3 separate regions of the Homo sapiens genome follow, and all the other regions are linked to region 1. The links are chromatin contacts, found by Hi-C or POLR2A ChIA-PET in ENCODE. All regions are on one chromosome and are shown on one strand. The core of a region is the stretch at or near the end of the contact, and the rest is flanking DNA. Distances in the headings are between cores, read along the strand shown.

The links. Hi-C counts contacts between places; a loop is a spot of excess contacts on that map. ChIA-PET counts read pairs that join two places held with the same protein, here RNA polymerase II (POLR2A). Pooled maps may share reads with other maps.
Region 2: a loop to region 1 is called in a map with no recorded cell type, with 2.6 times the contacts of the local background. The contact joins the promoter of BIK here to the enhancer-like site in region 1. A Hi-C loop is called at or near these places in 1 of 168 maps with a recorded cell type or tissue (PC-9), 2 of 37 single-sample maps with no recorded cell type and 2 of 50 pooled maps. POLR2A ChIA-PET finds 5 or more read pairs at or near these places in 2 of 52 experiments (A673 and activated T-cell).
Region 3: a pooled map shows a loop between it and region 1 (2.4-fold over the local background). The contact joins two enhancer-like sites. A Hi-C loop is called at or near these places in 4 of 37 single-sample maps with no recorded cell type and 2 of 50 pooled maps. POLR2A ChIA-PET finds 5 or more read pairs at or near these places in 4 of 52 experiments (OCI-LY7, PC-3 and activated naive CD4-positive, alpha-beta T cell).

The regions. Positions count from the first base shown.
Region 1 is chr22:42,928,483-42,931,966 of GRCh38, forward strand. All of the region lies in intron 1 of PACSIN2 (protein kinase C and casein kinase substrate in neurons 2), which reads right to left. Among named protein-coding and RNA genes, the nearest start is that of ARFGAP3, 73 kb to the left of the region's middle. RefSeq lists a silencer at 2,325-2,404. Within about 2 kb of position 1,714, at least 23 of the 41 ENCODE cell types and tissues checked have a DNase peak (open chromatin) inside an H3K27ac peak, as active enhancers do.
Region 2 is chr22:43,109,073-43,112,556 of GRCh38, forward strand. It overlaps BIK (BCL2 interacting killer), which reads left to right and starts at 1,678. Exons shown (of 5, transcript NM_001197.5): 1 at 1,678-1,731. RefSeq lists silencers at 1,628-1,797, 2,328-2,547 and an enhancer at 1,745-2,303.
Region 3 is chr22:42,751,173-42,754,656 of GRCh38, forward strand. No RefSeq gene overlaps it. Among named protein-coding and RNA genes, the nearest start is that of A4GALT, 32 kb to the left of the region's middle. Within about 2 kb of position 1,686, at least 13 of the 41 ENCODE cell types and tissues checked have a DNase peak (open chromatin) inside an H3K27ac peak, as active enhancers do.

The DNA of each region.
Region 1 (3,484 bases), core at 464-2,963:
TTAAGAAACTTCAAATACATAAGCCTCATTTGTGAAATTTTAGATGTGAAACTCCTTTAATATGTAAGTTGTCAGAGTGTTTCACTGGGCCTGATGGACTGATGCTCATTAAACTCAGTAGATGGTGTTAATGTCTGAAGACAATGAAGTACACCCCAAAATAGTGGTGGAGGCACTTGTAGGTAATCAGGCTGGTGAAGGGAATCACTGGGTATACCCTACCTGGAACACCAAATTTAAGGAAAAATACACACAAATACATATACCTCTAAACAAACAAAATCAATAAAGCTACACTGAACATAATTTCATTTTTGATAATTCTGAAGTCATTTTTTACACTTACAAAGAGCTCTCAGTGCCAAAATTTAGAAGCCTCATCCCAAATTTGCCATTAAACAGCAATGGGACATTGGGCAAGTCCCTTATCTTCTCAGCATCCAACTACTTTCACATGAAAAGAAGAGAGTGGGATTCAACAAGCTCTTAGAGTTCTCTGAGTTTAAAATGTTTTAAGACAGCCTCCTATAAGCAGGAGATTATGGAAGAATAAACGTGAATTAAAGCCGAGTAATTATAAGAGTGTGTATGTGCAGTGAGCATGGCTGCAAAGATCCTCCCTACTTCATCAGATCCAGGCCTGACGGCCGCCCTGTGCAACTATACTCACCAGGACCCCAATGTCCGGGCTTGAGCTCATTATCAGGGTCTCACTGTGAAACAAGCCACAGTCAGCATAAAGAAAGTCCATGCTTCCCAAGCACGTCCACATCACATAAATTACTTACAATGTTGGTAACACAAGGTCTCATCTATGCTACAAGTCCTGCCCACATACAGAGGCTAAAATTTAAAGGGAAAGTCAACAGCAATTAATATTTGTATCTTGCAAAACCAGTAAAAAGTGCTCTGACTCTGGGTCCCAGGACTTCTCATTGAAGATGCTGTCAATAGCTTCTGAGAACTGAAACACAGTGACAGCACTGGGCTCAGTGGATTGTGAAATGTTCAGTGGGAGTGGCGTGCCTACGAATGGCTTGATCCTGCTTCCAAAGTACAGGCAAAAGAATGAGTATCTCAGAACTCCAAAACGATCCTGTCTGGTTTCTTTCCAGGTTCTTTTGTTCACCTTTTAGAATGGATGTCATACTAATCACACAGCTGGGGACATCTTTCCAATTGTGTGACGTCTGCTCCAGAATGATGGTCTACTTCAACTCGGACAAGGCAGGAGAGTGACCCGCCACCCGGGGCTCCAAACAGAGCCCTGCCCTTTCAGGTCTTCGTACCTCCCTTCACAGTATCCTTCTCCCTCAAACAGCCTCCCAGATGAGTGTCAAGATACTAATTATTCTTTAAGATCAAGATCAGATGCCACCTCTTTCATAAAGACTTCCTTTATTCCCAAATGTCAGCTCTGCTGCCTGGCCTGCCTGCCTGTGTTCCTCTCACACAGGGCTCCTTCCAATCAACCTCAGATGGAGGGCGGTCATCCAGGCATCTGTCTCTCCCAAGAGACCTAAGATCCTTGAGGGCAGGAACCACATGGAGTTTATTTTTGTGTCCCAATCCTAGCACAAAGTTCGCCGTGTTAAATATGAATGCCATGCTTTTCTCATCGCGAACCATGAGGTGACTTGGGAACAGAGCCATGCACAAAACGAGACAGAGGAAGTCTAGGTCTCTGACAGTGTGGTGTGCCCACCAGCCATGCCACCTCTGGACTCTGCAGATGAGAGGAATAAACTTCTCTTTAAGCCACTATTATTTTGAGGGTCTCTGTGACATGCAGCCTAACTCACACACTTTCCTGCTACCTGTGCTCTCTGCCCCAATTCCACAGCCACAACATGCAGCAGCACCAGGACCTCTGGGTTTGGGCCCTGGACACACTCAGCACCTTTGTCTCAGCTCTCAGACCTTCTCTGGACCCTCCTGTCCTCGTGTCTCACGCAGAGCCTAGCACAGATGAGGCACCCACTCAATCCTGACCCAAGAAGTACATGGATACCCACGTTCACACCACATAAACAAGGGAAAAAGTTATTCAATAAACTAATTTTGAAAATGATTGTCTTTTAAATTAATCAAAATGTTTCTAAAATGCATTTGGAAGTATGAAAGTAGGTCATTTTGAAATAACAAAAGGCACGCTCATAAAAAGCAAAAATACCTCCATGGTTTTGGTTATCCAATTTCTCAATCTGGTTTGGGTCAGTGGGAAAGTTTAAGAATTAAAAAATGAAAGTTTTTGACAGTTCAAGTTCAAAAGTAAATTTATAGATGAAGAAACAGAGGCATAAGAGTGTTTAAATAACGTGCCCAAGTCACACAACTAGTAAGGGGCAGAGCTTGGATTCAAACCCAGACCAGGTGCTCCAGAGCCTCCCTGAGCCACCAGGCTGTGCTGCCTCCTGCATGAGACACAGGCAACAAAAGACACCAAGGAAAGGCAGAGGTGAGTCACGTGTGCGTGACTCTGAAGAGTGACAGGCTGGATGCTAAGGGAGGCAGCATGCCAACCCGAGTCCAACAAGAGTAGAATGTTGACAGGAATTCTTTCATTCACTCATTCATTCGCTCAGTGTTCACTGCATGCCTATTCCAGACGCCTGCCTGCTCAAACAGCTCAAGGTGTTGAGGGAGGCAGACACCTAACTCACACCTGCCTTGTTCACAGTTGTATCCCACGGCTGGGCACAGCACCTGGCTTACACGAGGCAATGATATGTGAGAAGCAGCAATGAATGAATCCCAGCCTTGCTGCAAACCAGCTGGGTAACCAGGGGCACGTTACTTAACCTTCCTGAACCTTAGTTTCCTCATCCAGAAAACAAAACTAACACTGCCTACCACTCCTTGGGATTGTTGGAGGACTGAAGTAGCTGCTTTCCACCCAGGGAAGTGAGGAAATGGCTTCCAAGCCAGCGACACCAAGGTGAACCTTGGATGGGAATGGGGCAGGTGCAGAGTGGGAGAGGCAGGAGGTGTCCGAGACAGAAGAGACCTTAGGTGATGGGAAGGTAGTGGAGGAACACAGTCAGCGTCAATGGAACCAGCCAGGGTTCAGAGGGCTCCACAAAGCCGATGGCTGCCCTGAAACAGGAACAGCGAGGAAGGAAGGAGGAACTGGTATATTTCTACACAGAAATCCCCATGTGGTTTAAACTTGATGAGTTTCTCATAATGTGTAATCTTCCAGCTGCTGGCTAGGCTGAGAACTATTTCACACACTATTAATAGTTACATTTTTTAATTTAACAGAGCCATGCAGAGATCACGTTGTTATTATTATGGTTAACAACCAGGGTATATTCACTTACACAATCCCTCTCTTCCAAAACAGCCCAGAAAATGTCACAAAACCCCCAATTGTAAGGAACACAGGTGGTATTAATAACCCTAAATTTTCAAAGCTAAAATGAAAACGTTTAATGTTTTCCCATGGAAACTCAACGTTAAAGAGAACAGAAAACCTATCCTC
Region 2 (3,484 bases), core at 428-2,927, 180 kb after region 1:
TGCTTTACCTCCCTGAGTCTCAATTTTTTCATCTGCAAAATGCATTCAGAGGGAAGCCCCCATTATGAAGGGTTCCCTGCTCCTGACTGTAAGGCACTCTGTGGCTGTTAGCCACAGTCAGGGCGAGCTGCTTTGTAGGGGTTGATGTAGTTTGGAGGCCCTAGAAGAAAAGACTACAGGGCCGGGAGTGGTGGCTCACGCCTGTAATCCCAGCACTTTGGGAGCCCGAGGCCGGTGGATCACCTGGTGTCAGGAGTTCAAGACCAGCCTGGCCAATATGGCAAAACCCCGTCTCTACTAAAAATACAAAAACTAGCCGGGCATGGTGGCACACGCCTGTAATCCAGCTACTAGGGGGGCTGAGGCGGGAGGATTGCTTCAACCTGGGAGACAGACGTTGCAGTGAGCCAAGATTGTGCCACTGCACTCCAGCCTGGGCAACAGGGCTAGACTCTGTCTCAAAAAAACAAAAACAAAAACAAACAAAAAAACCCCACAAAAGCAAAGAAGGTCCAGAGCCCGGAAGGCGGGAGGGGCTCTGAAGACTTTATCACACTTTACCTCCTCTGTTCCTCCCAACAGCCCAGCTCTTGGTAGGTGCTGTTGTCCATTTCACAGATGAGAACATTGAAGGGGAAGTAATTACCCTAGAGGTGGGAAGAACAGAGTGAGGGTACCCAACAGGTAGCAAACGACAGAGCTGGGGGAGGGGAACCCCTGTCCCTGCCCCTCCCCTAATCTCTGAGGGGATCAAGACAGAAGTAAACAAGCTTTGCCGTGCCCAGGACAATTGTTACTTTGTTATTCCAGGAGCGCTCTGCCTTCTCCCACCCCCAATATACCCCAGGGCTGGAGTTAGGTCCTACCCATCCCCGCGTAGCAGGCTGCCCACCCGCCCACCCCGCCTGGAAGCTTTCTGATTTCTCTGTTCGCCCCGCCAGGCGCTGTGGGGTCCGTCTCACCAGGTCTGCACGTGAGCCCCCTGCCCCCAATCCCTCCCAGTCCCGCCCGCCTCTCGCGGACCCGGAGCCCCGACGGGAGGGGGAAGGCAGTGGGTGTGTCATGCAGCTGGAAGGCTGCGGACGGGCGGCAGTGGAGGGGCAGCCCCCTGGCTTCGGGTATGGATCACTGGATGCTGCTGCTAACCAAATGTGAACCTCGGTTTTCATATTTGTGAAATAGGCTTTAAAACACCTAAATCCCAAAGCTGCCAGCCTAAGGAGCACACGTCTTTGAACGCTGGCTTCACGCTGTCATTTAAGTCATTTCGTCCTCTTGGAGCCTCGGTTTCCACGTGGGTAAAATGATCGTGAAAAAAAGCACCGAGGAGTACTTTGAGCTCGAACGGAGGCCATCCGTGTAAAGGGCCAGATTCTGTCAATGGATCGATCCCCCCGATATTGATGGAAACCCCTGAGTGCACGCCCGTGCTGGGCGCAGGGGAAACAGCGACGCACGGGACAAAACAAGCTTGCAGAACAGCAGGGGGCAGAGAGGCTGTAAACAAGCCAACGGGCTGCACTTGTAGCGGTTCTGTTGCCAATGCCATTCAGACCCCAGTCCGGGATTCCGCGCTCGGGGTGCGAGAGGCCGCTCCCGGGGAGGGGCGGGACCCGGGCGGGGCGGGAGGGGCGGGGCGCCCGGGCCTATTAGGTCCCGCGCCGGCAGCCGGGCCGCAGACACGAAGCCTCCCGGGTGGCTTACAGACGCTGCCAGCATCGCCGCCGCCAGGTGAGTGCCCCCGACCCTGCTGCCGCCCGCTGCTCCGCCCAGCTCGAGCCCGGCGGTTAGCGCCCAGGCCGCGGCCCGGGTGCCGAGCGGCTGGAAGTGTGGGGAGCCGTGCCCAGGTTTTACCGCTCCAGCAAGTCGCTGGCGGGGCGACGTCTCGGGACTCCGGCTCCGAAACGTACCCTCTCTGTCCGGGGCTCCAGGTCCCCGACGGGCGATCGTGCCAGGCGCGGCCCCTGCGGGCCTCAGTCTCCGCGCCTGTGCAATGGGGTGGTCCCTCTGCGTCTCGCCGCGACGGCTGGACGCCCCATCGCCGCCGCACAGTCCTCCAGTGCGGCTTCCGGGCACCCGGCTCCGAACTCTGGGGTCGTGCGGACCCGGCCAGACCGTAGCGCGGCAACGCCAGCCCACGGCCGCGGCCGCACAGCCCCGGTGCCCTTAAAAGAGGGAAGATGGCGTCGTGCCCGGTGCCGCCGGGACCGGCTCCCGGAGGCGCTGCGCACCTGAGGAAGGGCCGAGGAAAGGCTTCGTAACGGGACGCCCAGAAAGTCCGGAACAGGAACGTGCACACGGAGCGGCGCGCAGCCGCCCGCCCTCGCTTGCCCACGCGCCCTGCACAGGTGCGCCCCAGACTGGGCGGGGACTAGAGCCCGGCTGGGGCATGCGACCTTGTTTGGTAAATTGGAGGTGCGCCCCTGCGGGTGACCCGCGAGGGGGCCCCCCGCCTGCGGGGCGCGGTCACGACAAGGCTTGTGGGGTTCGGAGCTGGTCGTCGTCTGGGCTCTGGCCTCCTAAATGCGATCGCTTTCAAGCCCTTCATTGTCAATTTTGCTAGAATGAGCCACTCGTGGGGTAGGACGTGGTTGTTGATGTTACTGTTGTAGCTCTTACTATTGTAACATTTTTGTTGCTGTTTTAACGCAGTGTTTACTGTGGTCTGGGAGCCCGAGCTTCCCAGGGAGCATTGGTGTCAGCCTCATGTCCCCGCATTAGGAGGAGCGCAGTCTGGTGGGCACTAGCGCCGGGAAGTTCTTAACATCTGTCTGCCCCTGGGAGCAGGAGGCCTCATCTTCCAGGTGGAGAAACAGAGATTTCAGTCCCAGGAGGCACAGAAATGCCAGGGTTGTCTAGCTAGAAGCCAAGGGCCCTTTATGGAACCCAAGCCAAAACCTCTTTCCACTCTCCAGCCCTGTGGCCTCGGAAGGGCCACTCCATCTCTCTGAACCTCAGTTTGTTCTGTTCACTCTGCAAAATGTATCCCTGAGGTTTCTGGCCAGGTGAAAGCCCCTCTCAAGTTAGTAGCCTCCCTGGAGTTAAGACTCACCCCGATTTCTACTTAATTTGGGCACGCCTTTGGAATAAGTTCTCAGGAATGGCACAGTTTGGGTGTTTTTTGTTTCTTTTTGTTTTTTTTTGAAACAGAGCTTCGCTCTTGTTGCCCAGGCTGGAGTGCAATGGCGCCGTCTCGGCTAACTGCAACCTCGGCCTCCTGGGTTCAAACGGTTCTCCTGCCTCAGCCTCCTAGTAGCTGGGATTACAGGCGCCTACCACGAGGCCCAGCTAATTTTTTGTATTTTTAGTAGAGATGGGGTTTCACCATGTTGGCCAAGCTAGTCTCGAACTCCTGACCTCAGGCGATCCACCCGCCTCAGCCTCCCAAAGTGCTGGGATTACAGGTGTGACCCACCCCGCCCGGCTTGAGTGTTTAAATACTCCTGCCTCAGCCTCCCAAGGTGCTGGGATTACAGACGTGAGC
Region 3 (3,484 bases), core at 436-2,935, 180 kb before region 1:
TTGCAGTGAGCCGAGATGGCAGCAGTATAGTCCAGCTTCGGCTCGGCATGAGAGGGAGACCGTGGAAAGAGAGGGAGAGGGAGACCATGGGGAGAGGGAGACCATGAGGAGAGGGAGAGGGACAGGGACAGGGACAGGGAGAGGGAGAGCTACTCCCTGTGTTTGATTCCCCTCCAAGAGCCCTAATTTTCATCTTTTAATAGAAACGGGGTTTCACCATGTTGGCCAGGCTGGTCTCGAACTCCTGAACTCAGGTGATCTGCCCGCCTAGGCCTCCCAAAGTGCTGGGATTACAGGCGCATGACACCATGCCCAGCTAATTTTTGTATTTTTAGTAGAGTCAGTTTCACCATGTTGGCCAGGCTGGTCTCGAACCCCTGACCTCAAGTGATCCACCCGCCTCGGCTTCCCAAAGTGCTGGGATTACAGGCGTGAGCCACCGTGCCCGGCTACGCCCTGCTGATTTTTGTATTTTTAACAGAGATGGGGTTTCACCATGTTGGCCGTGCTGGTCTTGAACTCCTGACCTTGTGATCCGCCTGCCTCTGCCTCCCAAAGTGCTGGTATTACAGGCATGAGCCACCGCGCCTGGCCACGCCTGGCTAATTTCTTTTGTAATTTTAGTAGAGACATGGTTTCACCATGTTGGTCAGGCTGGTCTTGAACTCCTGACCTCAAGTGATCTGCCCGCCTTGGCCTCCCAAAGTGCTGGGATTACAAGCATGAACTACTGTGCCTGGCCCCAAGCCCTTCTTCTTAACCCCAGTGGACTGGGACCCGAAGAAGGCCTCCACGCCCCACGTTTCCTGTTAGGAAACTGTGAGACTTCGTATCTGCCCATGGAACACCCCCACCCCAGATGCTGAAACACAGTGCAAGGCCAGGTGACGAGGGGTGGGGGCCTGTCCCAGCCGTGTCCTCAGATGGCCCTGAAACCTAGCCAGTCTGTGGGAGACCTCAGGGTGGGGGGCCGCCCTGCAGGGCCGCTGCCCCGGGATTGCCTCTGACTTCCTTTCACGCCCCTGTTCAAGCTGCCTTGACCTGTTATTTGAAATAAAGCAAAACAATCTGGAGCTAGGACGAGTTCCCAAATCAACTTACAAGTGGTTCCCCCAGGAAAGCAGGACAAAGGACCGTGCTGCGCAGGGTGGGGTCAGCCTTTTGGGAGCTGAGAGAGGACTTAGAATTATCCCTTGAGTCATGGACACAGGTGACAGGCATCCCCCACAGCTCTCGGATAGCACTAACAGGCCACATCTGTGCCTGGGTGCCCATGGGGAGCAGAAGGAGGGGCGGAAAGGCCAGGGCCAGGCTGGAAGGGGAAGTGAGGAGAGGGGTGGACGCCGTGAAGGCTCCCCCAACCCCGTGGTCCTCCTCCTTGACATTTCCCAAGCCCCCTCCCTGCTGTCCAGCTGGGGGGGTCAGCTAAGGCAAGTCCCCAGGAAGTGACCTGGGCAGATCCTCTGCCGGACTCCAAAGGCTGGCTCTGGAAAGGGAGCTTCCTGGCATGCGAGGGACCCATGGGAAAGAGGTATTGGGGAGAGGGCACCCCGGATCAGCTCAGCCACCTCGTTCAGTGGCAGCACCTGTCCCGAGAGGCAGACGAGGCTGTGGACTCCAACAGGCCTGGTTAGCATCTTTCAGCTGCTCATTCTTTGTGAGACTGTGGGCTGTTCAGAGCCTCAGTTTCCTCGTCTGTAAACTAGGAAGAGTAATCATCCTTCCCTCCCAGGCTTGGGGTGACACACTGGTTACTGGGGGCTGTGCAGGGAGGGGGTCTCTCCCAATCCCCCTCCAGCTGTGAGGGCTGTGGTTCTGGGAACCTGCAGCCTCCTCCTGTCACCCTCCCAGGACCCAGGACAAGCTGTCTGTGTCCACTGAGCTTCGGCCTTAACCAAATTACTCCAGTTCTGGCAAAGTCCCTCTGCAAACGCACAAGACCAGCAGATTAAAAATCAGCCACAGCCCCATGACGCATGGCTCGGGGGTTCTGGACTGAAGGGGATTTTTCAGGTTTTTTTTTTCTTTACATTTTTTTTTTTTTTAAAGACGGGATCTCATTCTGTCTCACAGACTGGAGTGCAGTGGTGCGATCTCAGCTCACTGCAACCTCTGCTTCCCGGGTTCAAGTGATTCTCCTGCCTCAGCCTCCCCAGCAGCTAGGATTACAGGCACATGGCACCGTGCCCAGCTAATTTTTTGTATTTTTAGTAGAGACAAGGTTTCACCATGTTGACCAGACTGGTCTCGAAATCCTGACCTCAAGTGATCCACCCACCTTGGCCACCCAAAGCGCTGGGATTGCAGGCATGAGCCACCGCGCCTGGCCTTTCTTTACATTTTTTTTGAGACAGGGTCTCCCTCTGTTGCCCTGGCTAGAGTGCAGTGTTGCAATCATGGCTCACTGCAGCCTCAACCTCCCAGGCTCAGGTGATCTTCCTGCCTCAGCCTTCCAAGTAGCTGGGACTACAGGCACATGCCACCATGCCTGGCTAATTTTTTTGATTTTTTGTGGAGATGAGGTCTTACTATGTTACTCAGGCTGGTCTTGAACTCCCGGGCTCAAGCGATCTGCCCACCTTGGCCTCCCAAAGTGCTGGGATTACAGGCGTGAGCCACCGTGCCTGGCCTAAAAATAAATATATAAATAGAATGACTAATTCTGAACGGGACACAGAATCTGCCAGTGCCTTGACTTTTGGACTTTCCGGCCTCTAGGACTTTGAGAATGAAGTGTCTGTTGTTTAGAAGCCTCCTGGTCCTGGGGTATTTGTCACACCTGCCCAGATGGGCTAAGACGGGACCCTTCTGGGTGTTCGGGTAAAAGCTGGCCTCAGAAGCTGGTGATGTTTCCTCAGGAGGCTGCCCATGGTGTGGTCCTGGCGACGCACCAGCAGCACGTCACCCTCTTGACCCGGGCGTGTGCCTGGCTAGCTGAGTTTTAAGCCTCTCTCTGGTGACATTTGGCTTTGGAGAAGGTTCTTTCTCTGGCAAAGCATTTAGATGTAGCTAAAAATACATTATTGGCCAGGTGAGGTGGCTCACGCCTGTAATCCCAGCACTCTGGGAGGCCGAGGCGGGCGTATCACGCGGTCAGGAGATCGAGAGCATCCTGGCCAACATGGTGAAACCTTGTCTCTACTAAAATTACAAAAAAATTAGCTGAGTGTGGTGGTGTGTGCCTGTAATCCCAGCTACTTGGGAGGCTGAGGCGGGAGAATCGCTTGAACTGGGGAGTCGGAGGTTGCAGTGAGCCAAGATCGTGCCACTGCACCGCAACCTGATGACAGAGCAAGACTCTGTCTCAAAACAAACAACAAGAACAACAAAAAACTAAAAAAAACGAAAAATGCAAAAATTAGCCAGGCGTGGGCACCTGTAATCCCAGCTACTCGGGAGGCTGAGGCAGGAGAATCACTTGAACCTAGGAGCCAAGATCTCACCATTGGAGATCTCACTCCAGCCTGGGTGACAAGAGCAAAAC